2 separate regions of the Homo sapiens genome follow, and region 1 is linked to region 2. A link is a loop called in an ENCODE intact Hi-C map of the cell type or tissue named here. Cell type or tissue: gastrocnemius medialis. All regions are shown on one strand. Links, peaks and the distances in the headings refer to the core of each region. The heading gives the core; the rest is flanking DNA. Region 1 holds the start of HSPB7 (heat shock protein family B (small) member 7). Region 2 overlaps SPEN-AS1 (SPEN antisense RNA 1).

Region 1 (4,356 bases), core at 1-4,000, 180 kb after region 2:
ATAGTGAGGCTGCCGTCCTCCCGCAGAGCCGAGGTCACCGACGTCGGGTCCACGTCCTCCGGCAGCTGGCACTTGTGAGCGAAGGTGTTCATGACAGTGCCGTCAGCCGCCAGCTGGGGAAGGGGTGACCCGTCAGGCAGGCTGCCCCGACCCCTGTCCTGCTTGTGACAAGCCAGAGCCCTCTTCTCCCCATTCTAACCCCAGCCAGACCCCACATGCCGAGGGGCTCTGCCCTCAGGTGCCGAGGGGCTGCCCAGGGTGGTGATGGCCACAGGCCAAAGGCTCTGCAGGGACAGCGCAGGGGTGCTTCGCAGAGCTCCAGTAGCTCCAAGGAACAGGCCAGGGACATGGGGAAGAGGTGGGGCTTGGAGAGAGAGGAGGCTCCGTGGCAGTGGCTCCGAATCTGGGGCTCCTGGGGAACGTGGAGGTGACAGAGGAGAGCCGTGCCTTCCTGGATCCCCGGGCACATTGGGCATCTGCCCGCCAGGGCTGAGCGCCGGCCCCTCCCCCGCAACTCAGCCAGCACATAGTGTCCAGGGGAGTTTGGGGCGGCTGAGTCACTGTTGGGGGTGGCAGGGCTGGCACATGCTGCCTGTGGGTTTTGGTGCCCCCAGTCCATGGCATCCCTGGCAGGGACGCCCAGAAATCCACCCTTGAATGTGGAGGGGAAGAAGCCAGTCCTTGGGGGCTTAGGAGGAGGCTTGGGTCAGGTCCTCTCCTCTCTCCTGGCAGCCGTGGCTGTCCCTGGGCAACGCCCCTGTTCAGGCCTGGCCATACCCTCTCCAGGGTGGAGGCCCCAGTGCCTCCTAGAAGTTCGGACTCAGACACGCTAGAGACCCAGTGACCCTGAGACCTGTGGGCGGGCGCTGTGTGTGGTTTGGAGTGTGTGTGACCCGAAACTGCAGGGCCCCTGCCCAGCCTCGGGCCTAATTTAGGGGTCCCAAGATGGGGGATGGGTCTCCAGCTGTGGGAGGGAAGAGGGCTTGAGGTGGGTCACATGGAGAAACCCCTCCCCCCACTGCCCAGGTGAGTTCCCCACCTACCCGCATCCGCCCCCCTATAGCTACCAGAGGAGCTGTCCTCACTCTGCCATCACCATCTCACACCTGTCATCTCCCACCCTCAAGCCCCACCCCCTCAGGCTCCCTCTGCCCACATCCCTCCATCCCTCTCCCATTCCTCGGAGGCTCCCTCAGCTGCTCAGGCCCTGGAAGAAAGGATCTGGGAACCTCGGTGCAAAGAGAGGCAGTGAGGGGGCCCCATGGCCATGGGTTGCAGGGACAAGGCCTTCAGTTAGCCCTGGGGGAGTTTGGGTGGGGAAGGGACACTGGCCAGGGTCTGGGGTCCCAGGATGGTAAGGGGGAGTAGGAGACATTGGAGGCAGGAGCAGAATTTGGGATGCGGTGAGTAGGGGGTGGGGGGCTCACCTTCTCAGCCCGCACCTCGATGTGGTTGTTGGAGGTGGTGACAATGATGTCTTCAGGTGAGAAGTCTCTCACGTCCACCGCAAACTCATAGGCGTCTCCTAGGGTCTTGATGTTGCCTGCCCCACCGGGGCGGGCTGTGGGATGGGCTGCTGTGAGCGAGGCATGGAGCAGGCCTTGCATGCAGATCCGGGGGTTCTGGCTCCTTCTCTTGGGGCAAGGGGCGGCTCCCCCAGGCCCTACCTCCCCCCTAGCTGTTTCTCCCTAAGCTCCTCCTCATTCCTACAGCCCACCTTTTCTGGGGTGGGGGTGGGGCCTCACCCAGCACAGTGTGTGTGTATATGAGGCTAGGTCTGTAACAACCCCACCCCAGGCCTGGAGCCTGGGGGCTGCCCCCCACCGCTCACCCATCCAGCCCTCCAGGGCTCCAGCTGGGATTGGCTGTGGTTACAGAGCATGGGTGGCCATGGAACCATGTCCAACCCCCAGGGCCACAACTGTTCCTTAGAGGCCCACCTGTTTTCATGGCCACATCTGTCCCTGTGGCCACATCTGTCTTGGTGGCCACACATGGCTGCAGGCTGTGCAGCACCTGTTCCAGGCCGACCGGCAGCCACAGCGCCTTCGGTGGCGCCCTGGAGCAGACGTCCCCTCCCTGTGCACCTCCCCTCCCCTCAGGGCCCGGATCACTTGCCTGGGAAGGCCAGGGGCTCCGAGTGGGGCCGCATGAAGCTGCCAAAGTCATCGGAAAACATGCTCAGGGCCTTCTCCATGGGCGGGTCCTGGGCCGGGAGAGCACGGGAGGCCGAGGAGGAGGTGGAAGAGGAGGAGGAAGAGGAAGAGGAATGGAAACTTCTCTCCGCTCGGAAGGTGGAAGAGGTTCTGTGGCTCATCCACGGACGGCGCCGGGCCCTGCCCAGGCGGGCGAGGGCTGGACAGGAGAGGGTGTGGGCGCAGGCCTCTGGGCGAGCGTGCCAGGCTCCGACTGCGGCCGCTTTATAAGGCCGACTGTCCCTGGGCTTGGGGCCAGCCCCTTGTCTACTAGCTAAATTTAGGCCTCTCCATGGCCCAGAGGGGGCTGGAAATCTTCTCCCGTGCGCCGGCCCTGCTGACAGCCCGACACGCAGGCCGAGAGGGCTGAGCTCACAGCCTGACATTCCAGGCTGATCACAGCAGCCCCAGGGGCCTCCTCACCACTGCACAGGGCTGGATCCTGTCTCCTTGCCACTCGGACCTCGGTGCCTGCCCCAGAACCTTGCAAGTTTGGGGTTTATTGTGTGTTTTGTTTCCCCCGTCAGCCTGGGGGCTCCTGAGGACTGTGCCTCCCCTCCAGACTCTGGTTCTCCTCCACGGCTGTACCTCCTCCATCAGTGTGCAGGCTCCTTGGGGACAGGGTAGGTGGAAGCACCACCGCTCTGTGACGTCAGGAGCTCCTTCCCTCAAGGCAGACAACCTTCACAGCCCATCTCTAAGGAAAGGTTGAGCCCTGCCAGGGGGTGTAAAATGTGCAGCTGTCCCCTGCCAGCCCCCATGGGGACCTGGATTCTGTGCCTGCACTCCCTCTGACTCTCAGAACATTCAGCAGCCCCAAGAGGACAAAGTTGGCAGCTTTCTCCTTAAAGGTCTAGAAGGTTGTGTTCCCGGCAACTGTCTGCTCCATCTCTGTGTCAGAGGTGATGCCTGCGAGCGCCTTAGGTGGGATTTCAGTCAGAGGTAAAAGAGAATTCCGGAAGACAATTATTCTAGCCCTGAGTTCTAGAATGCCTTCTGGGCATGGGCTCCTGGCTGCAAGCTGTCCAGCACGGCCCCGTTTGATCCCCACACAGCTGGGAGGGTGGAGGGGCTCTTCCCATGTTACGGACGGGGAAGCGAAGCCTCTTGGAAAGGGCGGGGCTCGCAGTTGCGTAAGTGGCAGAGCTGGGATTCGAACCTAGATGTGTTGGACCCAAAGCCCTTCAGAGGCCGAGGTGGTTTGAACATGTGCCTATGGAGACAGGCTGGCCCGGAAGAGCCAGAGAAGCCCCTCCCTACCCACCTGCTTGCTCAGCAAAGCTGGGACTGACCTTGCCCTGGGCCAGGGTGGAGGCCATTCTGAGAGGCGGCCAGGCCCTCTGCTCTGCCCAGGTTGCAGTTAAGGGCCTCTGCTGTCCTCTCCAAATCCGTCCCTTCCGTCCCAGATCAGCTCCAATGCCTCCTCCCCCAGGGAGGCCTCTCTGACTGCTCCTGCTCACATGGGCCCACACCCAGTCCAGATGCCCCCAGCACTGACTGTCTTTGTCCTCCCACAGCACCTGGCAGTGTGACATAGTCTTCCTGTGTGCTGTGACTCTCTGCTGTGTCCCTTCTTCCCTATCCAACTGGCAGTTCCCACGGGGGCGAGGGTTCACCTGTCTCCCCATTAGATTGAAGGTTCTTGAAGACGGGCAGTTTCTCTTTTGTCTGAGCCCCCTACAACCCAGTCTGGAGCTTCATCCTGGAGAGCTCCTTCTACAGGGGTATTAGCGGTGCTGGTGGTATGTGGAGTGGAAGCAGAGCAGGGCACAGGGCACAGCGGCGGGCCAGGCTGTTGCCTGGAGCAACAGGGCCTGTTGCCTCTGGCAGAGTTTCCTGCCCGTGTCGGGGCCTGTGACACCCAGCCTGGCTGAGGGGTTTCTAGGGCAGCTGGGAAGCCACCAGCACTGAGGTGAGATGGAGAGAGGGTGGGGCGGGGTGGGGGGCCCAGAGCCTGCCGCTCGCCAGGGAAACAGGAGCCGGTGGCTAAATGCAGACACACTGTCATGGTGCTGAGGGCCTGAGTCACTGCCCCTGGATGTCAGATCCCGTTACCCACCCCCGCCCACCATTCCTCCTCCCCTTTTTCCCCCTTCCCGAGGCATCACCCACACAAATACTGGATCCTCTGGCTTCACTGACCCAGAGGGACCTCAAAAGG
Region 2 (4,376 bases), core at 196-4,195:
GCTTCCCAAAGGGCTGGGATTACAGGCGTGAGCCACTGCGCCTGGCCCAAAGTATGTGTTTTATAAATAAAAATGAACCCCAGGAATTAGGAGTGTTTAAACAGACCCTTCTAGTCTGTTCAAGTGCTGGGCAATCATTCTTCGAATCTAAACTGCCCAGCTAATTAGAGCCATAATAATTTACCTGAGTTATCAGGCTACTGTAACAGATTCCAAATTTCCACTAAAACTAATAGTTTTACACTATTTCATTTTCATTGTGCAGACAAAAAAGAAAAAAAACACAGCATTTAAAAAAAAATTCTGTAAGCTCTCACCGCCAAAAGGAAGGATAGGCCAGGCGCGGTGACTCACGCCTGTAAGCTCAACACTTTGAGAGGATCTCTTGAGCCTAGACGCTCAAGACCAGCCGGGGCAACATGGTGAAACCGTCACTACAAAAGGTTAACTTAGCCCAGCGCCAGGCACGGTGGCTTATGCCTGAAATCCCAGCACTTTGGGAGGTCGAGGCGGACGGATCACTTGGTCAGGAGATGGAGACCATGCTGGCCAACATGGTGAAACCCCATCTCTACTAAAAATACAAAAATTCGCCGGGCGTGCTGAGGCGTGCCTGTAGTCCCAGCTACTCCCCGAGGCGGAAGTTGCAGTGAGCCAAGATCCACTGCACTCAAGCCTGGGTGACAGAGCGAGCCTCCTTCAAAAAAAAAAAAAAAAAAAAAAAAAAAAGCCCAGCGTGGTGATTCGCGCCTATTCTCAGCTATTCAGGAGGCTGAGGTGGGAGGATAACCTGAGTCCAGGGAGGTCGAGGCTGCAGTGAGCTGTGATTTCGTTACTGCAAAAAACAGAGACCTTGTCTTAAAAAAAAAAAAAAAAAAAGGATAGTTGATGTCAAAAGATACGGTATAAAAATTTAAAGCTCTATGCAGTGCTTTTGGTCATAATGAAACTAAATTATTTGGAATCCAAAAGCCTCTTCTCAGATATTTCTTTCATCTGGAAGCCATCAAATCCTGATCGATTCCTTCAACAGATGTTCTTTTACCTTTTCATCCTATCATTATGAGCTTTACCTCCTGTTACTGAAATAACTCCCTATAATTATACATAGTAAGAATATAAAGGGCTGGCTCTTCTATGTACTCACGCTGTGAAGAAAAACTTAAAAAAAATTAAACAAAAAAACCTTGTACGAAAGCAAAGGAAGAAGACAAATTTAGCAGCAGTTCTCTTGAATTTCCTGGCTTTGTTGATTTCGAACCACAAGGTTAACATTAAAACACAAAGACTCACATTTAAATATTTCTTTTGAAATCAGAAAAACAATAGCTCTTTGAAATGACGCTGGAACGCACACAATAGATTCTACTGGGTCAATGTATTATTTATATACTCATCTGAACTTTCAAAAGAAGTTAAATGGGAGATATTCTCAACAGGCAAAAATAAGATATTCCAATCTATTGTTCAAGTTTATGGCTCCGATATAAATAATGGGCTATAAACCCGTATCTGGAAAACAGTTGCGCAGTGCGTGCTTAATGGCCAGCCAATGAAAACCAACGTCTCATTCTACTCCGTCTTTCAGCACGTCAAGGACATCCCACTCCGCCTTTTTTTTTTTTTCTTTTTAAAGAGGCCAACCGCTGGGGACACCTGGTTTTGGCACCTTTATGAGGCCTCCCAGCAGCACAGGAGCTCTAAGGGGCACGCTCTGCAGTTGAGCTATTTGCAGAGCTCCATGATCGCTCAAAGCCGAGCACGCGCACGGGTTTGCTACTGGCACCAGCACAAGGCTTTAGACAGGCACTTCCCACGGCTGAGTTCTAGGCATCCCCTTTTTGAAACGTGTTCTCTCCACCCTGCAAGGGTGGGGTGAGAAATCTCACTTTCGAAGGGCTTGCAAGGAGGAAGAGAGTCGGCGCCTTGCGGATTCCCCGGCCGCGCTTCAAGGTTCACACGCCGCGTGGCAGCTCGGATGCAGCCCGGTTCCGAGGCGGTCGGCGGTCGAGACTGGGGCCTCGAGCCGAGAAGCGAAGAACAAAGCGGCCGCGTTAGCCCGCCGCCCCGAGGGACAGCCCGGGCGCGCCCGCCGCTCCGCCCACACCCCGCCCCTCGGCCGCGCGAAATGGCGGCGGCCGCACCACAAAATGGCAGTCGCTCGGTCGCGGAGAAGCACCTGCTAAATCCCGTGACTCCCTCCCCCTGCCCTGCCCCGCTAGCGCCAACGTCGTTCTCCCCGCCCAGGCGCCCCGGTCTTCCCACGCCGCCCCGCCCAGGGGCAACAGGGTCCGGAGCCCGCCAACAACGCGGCGCCTTTGTGCGGGCGCACGCCACCTTTACTCAGCCACACGGGCCCCTCTCCGGGGGGCTTTTTCTTAAAGGGGCAACCGCTGGAAGAAACGGAGCACCGCCGCCCGGGACGCCCCTCAGGCCCGGGGTTACTACGGTTTCCCCAACTCGCAGCGTTAGCGTCAGGCCACCAAAGTGAAGATGGGTGGTGAAAGGACCACAGAGCCCGATAGAAGAGAAAACCTAGGAAAAATTAGTGAAAGACGCCCCCAACCAATGCTTTGGCGGCCACGCTGAGTCCTAACGTACTGAGCCCACTCGACGGGGCCCGTGCGCACAGGCGGCTCCAAAGGGCGGGTTTCGGCTTTCCTTCCACCTCGCAAAAGTCCAGTGAGCGCTCTAGGTTTCTCATGGCTACCCCCTGCCCTCTCCCCGTGCTGGGGAGTCTCGGGGGCTGAGCAGTGGCAGAGGGAGGAGCGGCTGCCGCGGTCCCTGTGCTTTTTCTCTGGCGTGAGGGTCTCAGTGGCCTTGGGCTCTGCTTGGGCCGTGGCTTGAAGGTTGGAGGTGTCGCGGTGCGCTTGGGTTTTTTCGCTTTCTTTCAAACGCTTGCTTCCTGGCGCTCCCCACCCCCCAGCGTCCCTTTGGCTCCATCTTTCCAGAAACTTCTCTGAGAAACTCAGCAAAAAGCATCCAATTTCGCCACTGCTTCCCCCTCCGCGCATGCGCGAGACGCCAAGCGGAAAGCCTTTGGCGCGCCGGAGTGTGAGAGTGGTGCGTGAGCGCGCGCGCGCTCGCCGTGCGGGGGCGGTTCTCTCTGACAATGAAGGGAAAGAATTCCCCCTCCCCTCAACATTCCGTCCTCGCGCAAGCGCGTCGGAGCCACTTCCTTGGCCTTTGAGGGAAGGGGGAGGGGTCGTCCCGAAGCGCGCTAGTCGTGTTTCCGCGCGCCTGCGCACGGGGCCGTTTTCGTCTCGCTGTGTTGTCCGCGAGTCTTTGCTGTGAAGTGCGTCTGAACAGCTCGCTTGTGCCCGACCTACTTTTTCCTTAAGGCCCACTCGCGGAAACTAGTTTCTTGTGGGGTTATCGATTCTGTACCCCGAGTTTCCTGGAGATTAGTCTCCCCTTTGTGCCCCGGGGATGAGGCTGGACGGCGTCGCGCTGGCTTGTCTTCCACCCCTTCCCGCGCCATGTTTGGAACGGCTGTTGACTGGATCCCGTGTGGAGTGTGATGGAGCCTTCTCGAAACGGGAAAACAGTCCTGGCCGAAGGCTTGGGTGGTGCCTGGGCCGGCTTATATTAGGCACTGCGTAGAATGTTTGCTCACTAAGCCCAAAGAAAGGTGTCTTTTTTTTTTTTTTTTTGAGACGGGAGTCTCTTGTCATCCAGGCTGTAGTGCAGTGGCGCAGTCTCGGCTCACTGCAACCTTCGCCTCCCGGGTTCAAGCGATTCTCCTGCCTCAGCCTCCCATGTAGCTGGGACTACAGGCGCCCGCCAATACGCTCGGGTAATTTTTGTATGTTTAGTAGAGATGGGTTTCACCATGTTGGTCAGGCTGGTCTCGAACTCCTGAGCTCAGGTGATCCGCCCACCTCGGCCTCCCAAAGTGCTGGAATTACAGGCGTGAGCCACCGAGCCCGGCTTTGCCCCCAGCCTGGGAACGGGGTCTTGCTGTGTTGCCCAACTGTTTTGGAAGTCCTGACGTCAAGAGATCCTTCCGCCAGGGCCTTCCAAAGTGCTGAGATTACAGGTGTGAGCCGCCACGCCCGGCCTTTAAAAAAAAAAAAAAAATCAAAATGGTTTTAAAAGGTGTCATTTTCATTGGAACGGGGTGGGGCTCCTAGTGCCCGCCACAGTCCTCCACTCAGGCCGGCGGGGCGGGCCCTGGCCTCGGCCTCGGTGCGTGGGTGCAGAGGGCCTAGGCCGCAGCTGCTTCTCCCTCTGCCGAATTGAGCTGGGCGGTGGTAACCATAGTGGACCGCACTTCCTCTTCGTTCAGTGCCTCCCCTCATTCTTGTCCTTTAGGGGTGTGGTGGAAATTATTACCAGGGTTATGGGTTCTTCAAAATACAAAAAGCCAAACCAAA

The links. Peaks named below come from ENCODE experiments on the same cell type or tissue, not always from the same donor. Only the 100,000 strongest peaks of a DNase experiment are listed, where the experiment ranks them.
Region 1: it touches region 2 in a loop (4-fold over the local background); 2 of 110 quality-filtered maps call a loop at or near these places.

The regions. Positions count from the first base shown.
Region 1 is chr1:16,015,647-16,020,002 of GRCh38, forward strand. HSPB7 (heat shock protein family B (small) member 7) reads right to left here and starts at 2,397. Exons shown (of 3, transcript NM_014424.5): 1 at 2,119-2,397; 2 at 1,428-1,561; 3 at 1-113. The coding sequence starts at 2,317. RefSeq lists enhancers at 1,199-1,945, 1,946-2,690. In gastrocnemius medialis, for the core only: a CTCF peak has its summit at 2,051; DNase peaks (open chromatin) are centred at 505, 1,075, 2,495, 3,705 and 4 weaker places; H3K4me3 peaks cover 3,843 bases; H3K27ac peaks cover 4,000 bases.
Region 2 is chr1:15,832,847-15,837,222 of GRCh38, forward strand. SPEN-AS1 (SPEN antisense RNA 1) reads right to left here. Exons shown (of 2, transcript NR_024279.1): 2 at 1,369-4,060. Among named protein-coding and RNA genes, the nearest start is that of SPEN, 13 kb to the right of the region's middle. RefSeq lists a silencer at 2,023-2,252 and enhancers at 2,142-3,127, 2,693-2,802, 2,993-3,042, 3,273-3,322. In gastrocnemius medialis, for the core only: CTCF peaks have their summits at 2,431 and 2,631; DNase peaks (open chromatin) are centred at 645, 1,675, 2,195, 3,145 and 2 weaker places; H3K4me3 peaks cover 3,687 bases; H3K27ac peaks cover 4,000 bases.